2 separate regions of the Mus musculus genome follow, and region 2 is linked to region 1. Evidence: chromatin loops called from intact Hi-C (ENCODE). Cell type or tissue: heart. All regions are shown on one strand.

Region 1 (5,000 bases):
TCATTGTTTACCCTGGATGAGAAAACAAAGGGGGAGAAACATGATAATGAAATCATTATACGTAAACATTAGTTCTCTCCGTAGTTTCCTCACACTGTCCCCCACTCCTTAAAAAGGACCTGTACGTAGTGATTTGATTTGCTTCATACTGTAATTCTTTAAATAGCCCCTAAATTTTTCCTCAACAGAAACATGATACCACTTGGCTGGTAATAACTAAACCCGATGCATAAATATAATATTTCTTCCTTAAATTTTTAAATTAGGGCATCATATTTACAGGTCCGTTTTTGACATACATCTTTTAAATGGGGTATTTGATGTCAAGAAGGGAAAGGCCCATGAAGACAAATTGCTTCGATGCATTTATGTTCTATTTTCCTTTTTTTTTTTAAAAAAAAAAAAAAAGTAAGTAGTTGAGAAAGACTAGTGTCTTTTTGCAGTTCCTTGGGAAATAAGTAGAAAAACCATGCATGCACACCGTGAAACTTTAACAAGGCAATGCATAGAGTTTTATGCTTTCCACAATTAAGATTTACCTTAAGTCTCTTTTCACTCACTCCCAGGCCAAAGACCACCAACCTGGAAACAATTTCTGATTTTAATAGCCACCATTAATATCTATGAAAACACAGTAAATGCATAATTTTCACATCAGGATATGAAACCACAAGAAGTGAATTATTTATATGAACTACATAAAAGAAACTTAGCATTGCCAGAGCTTGCCAGACAAAAGTAGCCCTTGTGATTTCCGTTCATTAACAGATTCACTCAACTTCCACTGCATGCTTTGCACCAAGACAAACGTTTTAATGGTAAGAAACTCATAATGTGCAACTCTTGCCTTATAGACAGGTTGACTCCAGTTGGGAAGATGCACAAATTTGTGCTCATGAGCGCACACACACTTCTATGTACACGTGTGATCAAGAGCCAATAGTGCTCACTGCATACAAAAGTGGCTTAGTTAGTGGCTGAGATGAAGTTGTGATCACTACTATCTTAATAGTGTAAGACGTTGTCATGGAAATTATGGGCATGATTCCAAAAGATGAAGTGATGGACAAAGATCTCATTACTCACAGGTGTATGCATCTAATTGAAAAGAAATTTGTGTTGACACTCTATTACCCTGGATAAATATTTGTATTCCTTGACATCTCTCCTCCTTTGTTTACTCTTTATTCCACACCCATCAGCTGCTTCTTTGCTCATAGTACCTGTTGCTATGATTTCTACATGTTATACCAGACATTGTAAGTAAAAAAGTGAGTCTCAATTTCTGAGACCCAAACAAGATATAGTATATGAATGGTACATTCTAATGTGTAAGTAATATAGCCTCATCCAGATAGAAAAAAAAGGAGATAGATTGATAGGTGATTGATAGATAGATGTAGAGATATAGATAAATATGGATTTTCCATAGAAATTGTATTGAGAGTTGTAAGCCCTGCCTCTTGAGAGTCAAAACAGCCTACTATAGAGCAGTCTGTCTCTGTGAATGAATGACTTAAGCTAGATAGTATCCTGGTATGCATGCTTTGTAAATAACTCTTTAACATGTTTATAAACCTACCACTCTAGCCTTTTATTTTCTGCTCCTAAACTTTAGCATTTCCCTTGTTAATTAGGCTCAGCCCTAAACAACATATTGTGTTATTAAGAAATAATTACATGAAGACAAGTAAATTAAAATCAGGTAGAAATCTCAAGGTGTCCTTGGTATGGTAGTATACACCTGCAGTGCCAGCATGAGTTAGATTAAAGAAGACGAACTCCAAGTTTGAGGCCAGCCTGGGCTACATCATGAGAGCCTGTCTCAATCCTACATCCTACACTCCCCACCCCAAAGCAACTGCAGGATGTTCACAGCATAGTTGAGATTGTTTTTGTTTTTATTCTTCTTGGGTTTTTATGGCTTATTACAGTGCAATAGTACTGTGACATGAATGCCTATGATGTGAGAGAGGTGACTAGGGTGAGGGCTAGACCGTTTGAGATGAGAGTCTTTTTCCAGAGCTCAGAAACTTTCATCTTTATCTCTAAAACATTTTGGCTTTGTTTTTCTTTACAAATCAGTAAAACGTTTTGCCTCTGTGTTAAGCCTTATTCAGGGAAATCAAGCTTGTATCTTCCTTAACAAATTGCCTGCTTTCTGTATCACAAACATAGACAACTGCTTTCATCTATCAACCCAAAATAGAAATAAAATTTACAGCCTGTTGTTCAAATTAGGCCAGCTGTGAATTCCTCTCAGCTCAGGGAGGTTTTATGGCCAACCATTCTTAAGAAATATGTGTTAATTTTACCAATTGAAATTTTATTTATGAAGAAATTCCATGTACTCAGGAGGATGGCATGGATAGGCTGGCTTTGTTGCAAATGAGTAACCCAGATCCTATAAAGATGGAAGAAGGGCCCAAGATGCCCCTTCAGTGAATGAAGCACTGGAATTTATTTTCCCACTGAGGTTAGGGATAGCCAAGACCTCATTCGGGGCCATGCGTCTATAACCTACCAAAAAGCTGGAAGACAGTCACCATTTCTGAGATAAAGCAATGATCTCTATGGTTTAAAAAGATGAAATACATAGCTAAGACTTGAGCGATTAAGCAAAGGCTACAAGAATTCATCTCTCAGCTTTACTCATTTCTGTCACTATTTTATATACACTGAAGCTGACTTCAGTAATGGAAGGCATCCACTTCCTTTATGTATGTGAATTATGTTTCTGGGGCTCTCAGCATGAGAGTGGTACAGAATTCTTGATAGGCTGAAGAGAGGGGCCACAGATTTTATAAGTGCCTTGTGCTTTTCCTCTCAGAACCTGCTTTTCACATTTCATTTCTTTCCCTGTCTTCCTCATCATTCTTTTTGTGGTCAGTCGGGTTGCCACCCAAACCCACAGTGACACCTGCTGGCTAATCAAATATGGCCCGACTTGCTGCAATCAAAGCAACCCAGGGAGTGTGTTAAACTAGCATTAACTACTACAAGATTCTTTCAAACTCAGGAAGGTGAGAAAAGCCTGAATGACTATGGTTAAGGGTTGTTTTGGAAAATCTTCCCGAGGCAGTAAACATGTAAAATGTAAAAACTGTGGGTTTCTTTCTTTTCTTTTCTTTCTTTCTTTTTTTTTCCCCCCTTTGAGAGTTTTAAGTACAACCTGGACCATGAACCAATTATTTAATTGTGAGATAGAAGTTATGCAAATAATTCATGGCAAGTCACTCTTTGTAATGTTTGCATCAGTCACATTTTTATTGCATATGGTAGCACGTAACCATCACGAAACAAAGTTCCCCAAAGAACAGAATACGCACATGGACGGTTCTTTTTTCTCTCTGACACAAAGGGTTAAGTTGTTAGACTAACACAGTCCTTCTTAGGATTCTTCACAACTTTCCCAACCTTTGAGGAAGTTTCTTTACTAAAAAATATTGATATTTGCTCAATTGTAGGGATTTTATACATGAGTAATTTTGGTGGGGTACCTTTTTGTGGATGTTTGCTTTATTTCAAGCAAATCCATTTCTGACTTGAAAGGACAAATTCTGTTTTGTTTTGTTTTGTTTTGTTTTAAAGACAACAGGGATTTTTTTTTTAATGTGGGGACATTTCTTAAAATATTGACATTTTTCATTCAAAGGTTAAACTCGAGGAAAAGCTTCTCCATACACGGGCTCATAGTTGAAACAAGAGGTTGTCCCCAAAGGCTTGTAGCAGCCGATGTGTACTGGACAGAATTCTTGGCCCTCTTCATCCTCGCTGTGTGTTCTCAAAGCCAGAACTTCATTTAAGCATGACCTTAGAAGATGAGTGATCCTCTCAGCATTTCCTGGTATTTGGGGAAAGGAATGTTTTTATTTGACTGCAGATGTCACTGGGTTTACAGGAAGGATTTGGTAACACATTCATGCCAATACTGCACTTACCCCGGATTTTTGCTCTGTAGGAAGAACACATGTCAAGGCTCACTGTTTGTTAAATGGGGAGGTTCAGTACACCAGAAGCGTCTATTATAAACATTGTGACTCCGTGCAATTTACAAAATGTTCTATCTCCATTAAACAATAAACCCTTGACCCCAGAGCTCAGTTTGGGGATTCTGTGATTCGAGAAGGTACACATAATGGATGGCGATAATAAATGAAGAGGTCAGAAGGTTAAGAAAAACTGTTTAATTATTTCTCTCTCTCGAGTGTGTGGGCTGCAGATGAAGGTGTGTTTCGTCTGCGGTCCTCCTGGAGAAACCCTGTACGGACGGGACCCACCCAGGCAGGCCAGGCCAGGCAGGGCAGGAAAGCAGGTTGCTGGCCCTCAGCTGTGTTTGTGAACTCGTCGTCTCTAGATACCCTTCCATCTCTGAAGCTTTGCAGCTTCTGCCAGGAGTCCCAGTGCCAGGCCCTGGGTTCATCATCTGTTTTCCGAAGAGTTTGGATTTGTTAGCATGAGAAATTCATTGCTCACAGTTGCTTCCCAGCTGTGGCACTGGTGAGTGCAGCCTTTTTGCCTTATTTATTTGTTGAAAACTATGTTCTGTCCTCTCTTGGAAGTTCTCTTATGTAACCAGTCCTGGATGCAAGCCCTCGGGCACTCAGTCTCAGGCCCTCAGCTTGCTTGTCAGTGAAAGACCTCCCCCTCGAGCAGACTCCTCACTTGAACTTCACAAGGTCAGGGTGTCCGCCTGAGGGCAGGACGTGGCAGTTCTCAAAAATCTTGCTGTTCTCCAATTCCTGCCGTGGAGAAATAGATGAAGTCTGTAGACTTGGGCTTTGGTTGGAGAACTGGGACTGGGATAGGGGGGGTTCTCAATGTAGCTTGAGAAGCAGGTGAAAGGACCTTCTAGAAGCTGTTCTGCCCAAAATTCCTTCAAGAGTCCAGTGTGTTCAAAGCAGGAGCCAGCAAGGAATGCTTTGTCGGTCTCCCTCCATCCAGGGTTTGAAGGTTAGAGGACACTTCTGTGGTTGCCAAATAAAGGCGAATCCTTTAGT
Region 2 (5,000 bases), 710 kb before region 1:
GGTGAATGATTCAGGAGGCTGGCACGGGAGGGTCACAAGTTTGAGACCACCACCACAAGAAAAAAAATGTAGTTCTCAGAAATTGGCTTCTGAGATTAAAGGGGAAACTATATAACCTTACTGGTTAATATTTCATAACCAGTAAGCTTTGGATGGGGGGGAAATTGAAGAAAACAGAACAAAGTGTGTTTGGCAGACTTCTGCTGTCTTTCCTGCCTACTCAACAAGCTCAAAGGCAAGGACCGTGTTTCTCTTGGTGGCTGCTCTCTCTAGGGAGGTAGAGTTGTTTTGTATAATTCAGCTGACATTACCTTAACTTCGGGACACTCACCTTGGAAAACAAACAGTTTGATACCCAGAAACATCTAGAAACTTCCCAGAAAGCAATGATCTTAGCCTGTGTTAGAAACAAACCAACAAAGCTTACTCTTCCTCCTCCCTGCCCCCACTCCTGTCCTCCAGGCTCCAGAAAACAAGTTTGTTGAGCAGGGAAGGGAAATGCCTCCAGCCAGCCAGTCTGAAGACAGGAATGCTGGGCAGGAGATCCGATCCACAATCGGAAGGGTAGAAGGGGCCGATAAGGCTGCATCAGTCACCAAAACAGGTTTCGGAGGTAAAGTGAGGAGGGCCAGGAAATTTGCGATAGGATCGCACTGGGCTGTTAAATCCTGGCACCCAGCGCAGGAGTGGTGACTAAGAGACACTATTTAAACAACAGAGTTTGCGCAAGCGCAAAGGCTCCCTAGCCAAGCTCCTGTGTCAGATCCTCCTGGAGCTTCTGGTCTCTCAGAAAGTACCACGTCTGTGGTCAGTGTCTGCACTGGGGCTGGAGATCAGCTGTGTGTTCATCTCTAAACATTTGAGTCTCTTTTCTAGGAGTACACCCCCCCCAGCCCCCCACTCCAGCCTGCTCCCTGACCCCCACATCCAGGCTGGTCTTCAATTTTCAATCTGCCTGCTGATCAGCCTCAACTGTTGGGAGTGAAATGAAGGTTTTCTGTGGCCCACTTCCCTTCGAGCAGAAGTAGACTGACTTTGGTTAATATCAATACAAGACACGTAACTACGTTTCTCTTGCTTTCTCCTCTTTTCTTGGAAGTACGTTTTTCTGGGTAGAAAGACAGCTTTGGACAGTTGTGCATTTTTCGGTCTCTGGAATTTTAGTATATGGTCCAAACCAGTCGGACTGTATGAGCTGGGCGTGGTGGTGCAAACCCTTAGTCCCAGCACTGGGGAGGCAGAGGCAGGCGGATTTCTGAGTTCGAGGCCAGCCTGGTCTACAGAGTGAGTTCCAGGACAGCCAGGGCTATACAGAGAAACCCTGTCTCGAAACAACAACAACAACAACAACAACCAAACAAAAAAACAAAGAGAGAGAGAGAGAGAGAGAGAGAGAGAGAGAGAGAGAGAGAGAGAGAGAGAGAGGCCAGTGTATCAGGACGTCACTGTGCCTGTCACATTTTTTTTTCTTGGAGTGTGTATATTAATGTGGCCACACATTGCGTATGGTGGGCGGGGACACCCTCAGGTGCTGTCCCCTCCTTTCTTTTTTCCTCTTCAAGACAGGTTCTTTCACTGGCCTGGAACTTGTCAAGTAGGCTGGTTGACCAGCCAGTGAGCCACAGAAGTCCACCTTTCCCGCACTCACGGCCATCCCAGCCTTTCTTCACCTTTGTGTGGGTACTAGAGACTGAACACAGCAGCAGGGTCTCACGCTTGCAGGGCAAGCACTTTCTGGCCGCGTCCACCAGGTGGAGGATTCTGACAGAGCGGACACCTGTTTCAGGGTGTTCTGATTCTTGTTGGGGGAGCTGGGTGGCCCTAAGCATAGCAGACCCTACAAGGGAAGCAATCAGGTGCCCACAGCAGGAGCCTCCCTTGGCCAGTAGGGGTGATCAAAGAATGGAAAGCCAGGGCCAGCACTTTTTTCAGTCCCATCGGTCTATGGTGAAATCTCAGGCGTCCGGTGTGCTTGACTCCCAGATCGAATCTTCGGAAGAGGCTGGTGGTGTGCCTGCTTCGGGATCCAGAGGCCAGCTCTCTGGCTTTCCCCTGGGAGAGCATGCCCAGGCTGGTAGGGTTGCAGTGTGGCTTAGAACCAGGAGAGAGTGCGCCCCCTCGGGAAAAGGGAGAGCTGTAATTCTCAAGAGTAGCGCTAGAGGTCGCAGCTCGAAAGGAAAGTGCCACTCAGACTCCAATCTGACCTCAGCCCCCCCCCCCCCCTGTTTTAATCTCTGGAGACTTTCAGGCTTTCTGTGCTGTTACTCTGAGCCATGGCGCTTTTCTGTATTTGAGGGTCACTCTCCAGGCAAACCTAATTTATTCTCCCTGTCCCACTGCTCCTCACGGTAGGAGAGGCATGTTAGGTAGAGGCATGTGAGAAGCTCTGCCTCTCAGAGAAAGGCAGAACCCCCTTAAGGGGACACTTTTGTCTTCCTGCATTCCAGGGTCAGCTTATATCCTGTTGTTGTTGTTATTATTATTATTATTATCATTGTGGTTGTTATTATTGGTTGTTATTGTTCTTATACTACACAGATATGTAAGGCTGGATATACATGTCTACACTCACAAAAACATACTATTCAAAATAACAATAGGAATGGAATGGAATTGAGTTGGGAAAGCCTGAACCACTGAGAATAGTTGAAACCCAAAATTGATGTCCAGTTCTGTATTTGCTTTATATGTTGAACGTCAGTGGGGCTAGGCTAGAGAACCTTCATGCACTCGAGTGATATCCTGATATATAGGATAATTGATTCGAGACCCTTGGGAAAGGGTCGTTCAACCACAAAGGGGTCTCAAACCACAAGTTGCAAACTGTTGTGCTATAACATGGGATCACTGAACTTCATGCTAGCTGAAATAAGCCTGTCACAAAAAGGCAAATAATGGACGGTTCTGCTGTTGAAAAGTAGCTAGGATAGTAAAACGGAGAGACAAAAATTAGTGCCTCCCGGGAGATAGGGGGAGGAAGGCAGGAGATCACCTTAGGGTCACTACTGTGGTGTAAATAAACATCATGACCAAAATCAACTTGGGGAGGAAAGGGTTATTTTGCTTATTCTTCCTTATTACAGTTCATCACTGAGGGAAGTCAGCGCGGAGACTCAAATAGGGCAGGAATCTAGAGACAGGAGCTGATGCAGAGGCCATGGAGGAGTTCTGTCTACTGGCTTGCTCAGCCTGCATTCTTATAGCATCCAGGACCACCAGCCCAGGGGTACCCCACCTACAGTAGACCAGGCCCTCCCACATCAATCACTAATTAAGAAAATGTCCACTTGCCCACAGCCCAGCCTTACGCAGGCGATTGTCCCTGCCTTCTTGGATAACTCTAGACTATGCCAAGCTGATATAAAAACTGGCCAACACGGAGATTACAATTTATTAAATAATGAGTTTCAGTTTGGGAAAGTGAAAATGTTCCAGAAATGAATAGGGGTGGCGGCTGCACCATTCAAATATACTTACTGCCACTGGATCACACGTTTAAAATGGTTCAAACAGGCCTGGGGAGGAGGCTCATTTGATTGAGTACCCAGTTAGCATGTCCAAGGCCCTTGTTTGATTCTCAGCACCACCGAAACCAGGAGTGGTGGTGCACTCCCAGCACTCCCAAGGGAGCGGCAGAAGGATGGGAAGTTCAAGGACATCCTTGGGTACATAATAAATTTGAGTCTAGCCTGAGCTACATGAGACCCTATCTTTAAAAAGTGTCAACATGGCAACTTGTGTGTATATTTTTCCACAAAATTCTGATAGAGCAGTTTCAGACTCAGTAAGAGTTCTGTGATTTGAGATTGCTCCCCCAATTCTGGGCCCCACAACATGAATGGGACACTACAGCCAACCTGTGAGTTGAAATAACACCAAACACTGCTGTCACAGTTCTTATCGTAATTCATTCTTGGACAACTTCACACTTGTACATAGTACATTCTGATCACACCGTCCCTTCTCCGTGCTAGTTTCTCCCAAAGCTAAATTGATCCCGTGGAAAGATTTTTCTTCATTTGGCCTTCCGTTTGTAAAGGGAGGTGCAGCTGATGGTTGATCAATCCCAAGAGTCTGCCTAACTGGCAAAATGCATAGTTTGGGGGATTCTTTGTTGCCACCGAACTCAGTGGATACCAATTTACAAACCCCAAATTCTGAGAGTCCCTGCTTTGCAAATTGGCTTGGGTGCTGTTAGTTCTTCCACATGTGTGCATGGCTGTGCGTGGCTGTGCGTGGCTGTGCGTGGCTGTGCGTGGCTGTGCGTGGCTGTGCGTGGCTGTGCTTGCTCAAGGTGCATTAAGCAAGAGAAGAATTATAGATAGCCACAAGTTCCAGAGCCGGATTCAGCTCACCACCTCCCTCAGTGGCCACTGTAAAACACAGGGCCAGACGTAGGCCCTCCTTAGCTCTCTCTCCACTTTTATTGAGCATCTATGGTAGGTTCCAAGACAGCAGATAAATAAGGCTTAGTCCTTGCCCTGGCAGAGCCCATGGCCCAGCAGGGGAGGCAGCTACATCAGCAGCTTACCATAATGCAGCAGCGTGATAAACTGGGTCATAATGAGATGGGCAGAGAGGCAGGGGAGCACTGGGGAGCAAGTAAATCTAATAGTATCGTGGGGTTTGCCAGGTTTTACAGGAAGAAAACAGATTGCCTAAGACTTAAAGTTAGACCCCCCAAGCTGAGACGTGGGCCCATTTCCCTTCACGTTGACCCTAGATTTGCATGGTGTTCTTCCTGTAAGCATGTGCAGTACCATGGCTGGTGAATTCTGGGTTAAGGATCTGTGATGGAAGGCAGGCAGGCAGGCAGGCAGGCAGGCAGGCAGGCAGGCAGGCAGGCAGGCAGGCAGGCAGGCAGGCTGGCTTGTGGCATTCATCAAGGCTCCAGCTTGCCAGAGGGAAGGTCAGCAGCTGTTACACTTCTCTCTGAAATAACTGCAAGGCCTCATACTGTTTCGAGTGTGATCCCTAGCGCAGCCATATTGGAGTGGGGC

What was found. Hi-C counts contacts between places; a loop is a spot of excess contacts. Peaks named below come from ENCODE experiments on the same cell type or tissue, not always from the same donor. Only the 100,000 strongest peaks of a DNase experiment are listed, where the experiment ranks them.
Region 2: it touches region 1 in a loop (4-fold over the local background); 15 of 42 quality-filtered maps call a loop at or near these places.

Annotation. Positions count from the first base shown.
Region 1 is chr14:45,991,781-45,996,780 of GRCm38, reverse strand. No RefSeq gene overlaps it. Among named protein-coding and RNA genes, the nearest start is that of Gm34499, 230 kb to the left of the region's middle. In heart, a CTCF peak has its summit at 2,930 (motif pointing left); DNase peaks (open chromatin) are centred at 2,920 and 4,590; H3K27ac peaks cover 794 bases.
Region 2 is chr14:46,700,098-46,705,097 of GRCm38, reverse strand. No RefSeq gene overlaps it. Among named protein-coding and RNA genes, the nearest start is that of D330046F09Rik, 29 kb to the right of the region's middle. In heart, a CTCF peak has its summit at 2,116; DNase peaks (open chromatin) are centred at 677 and 2,037; H3K4me3 peaks cover 713 bases; H3K27ac peaks cover 1,289 bases.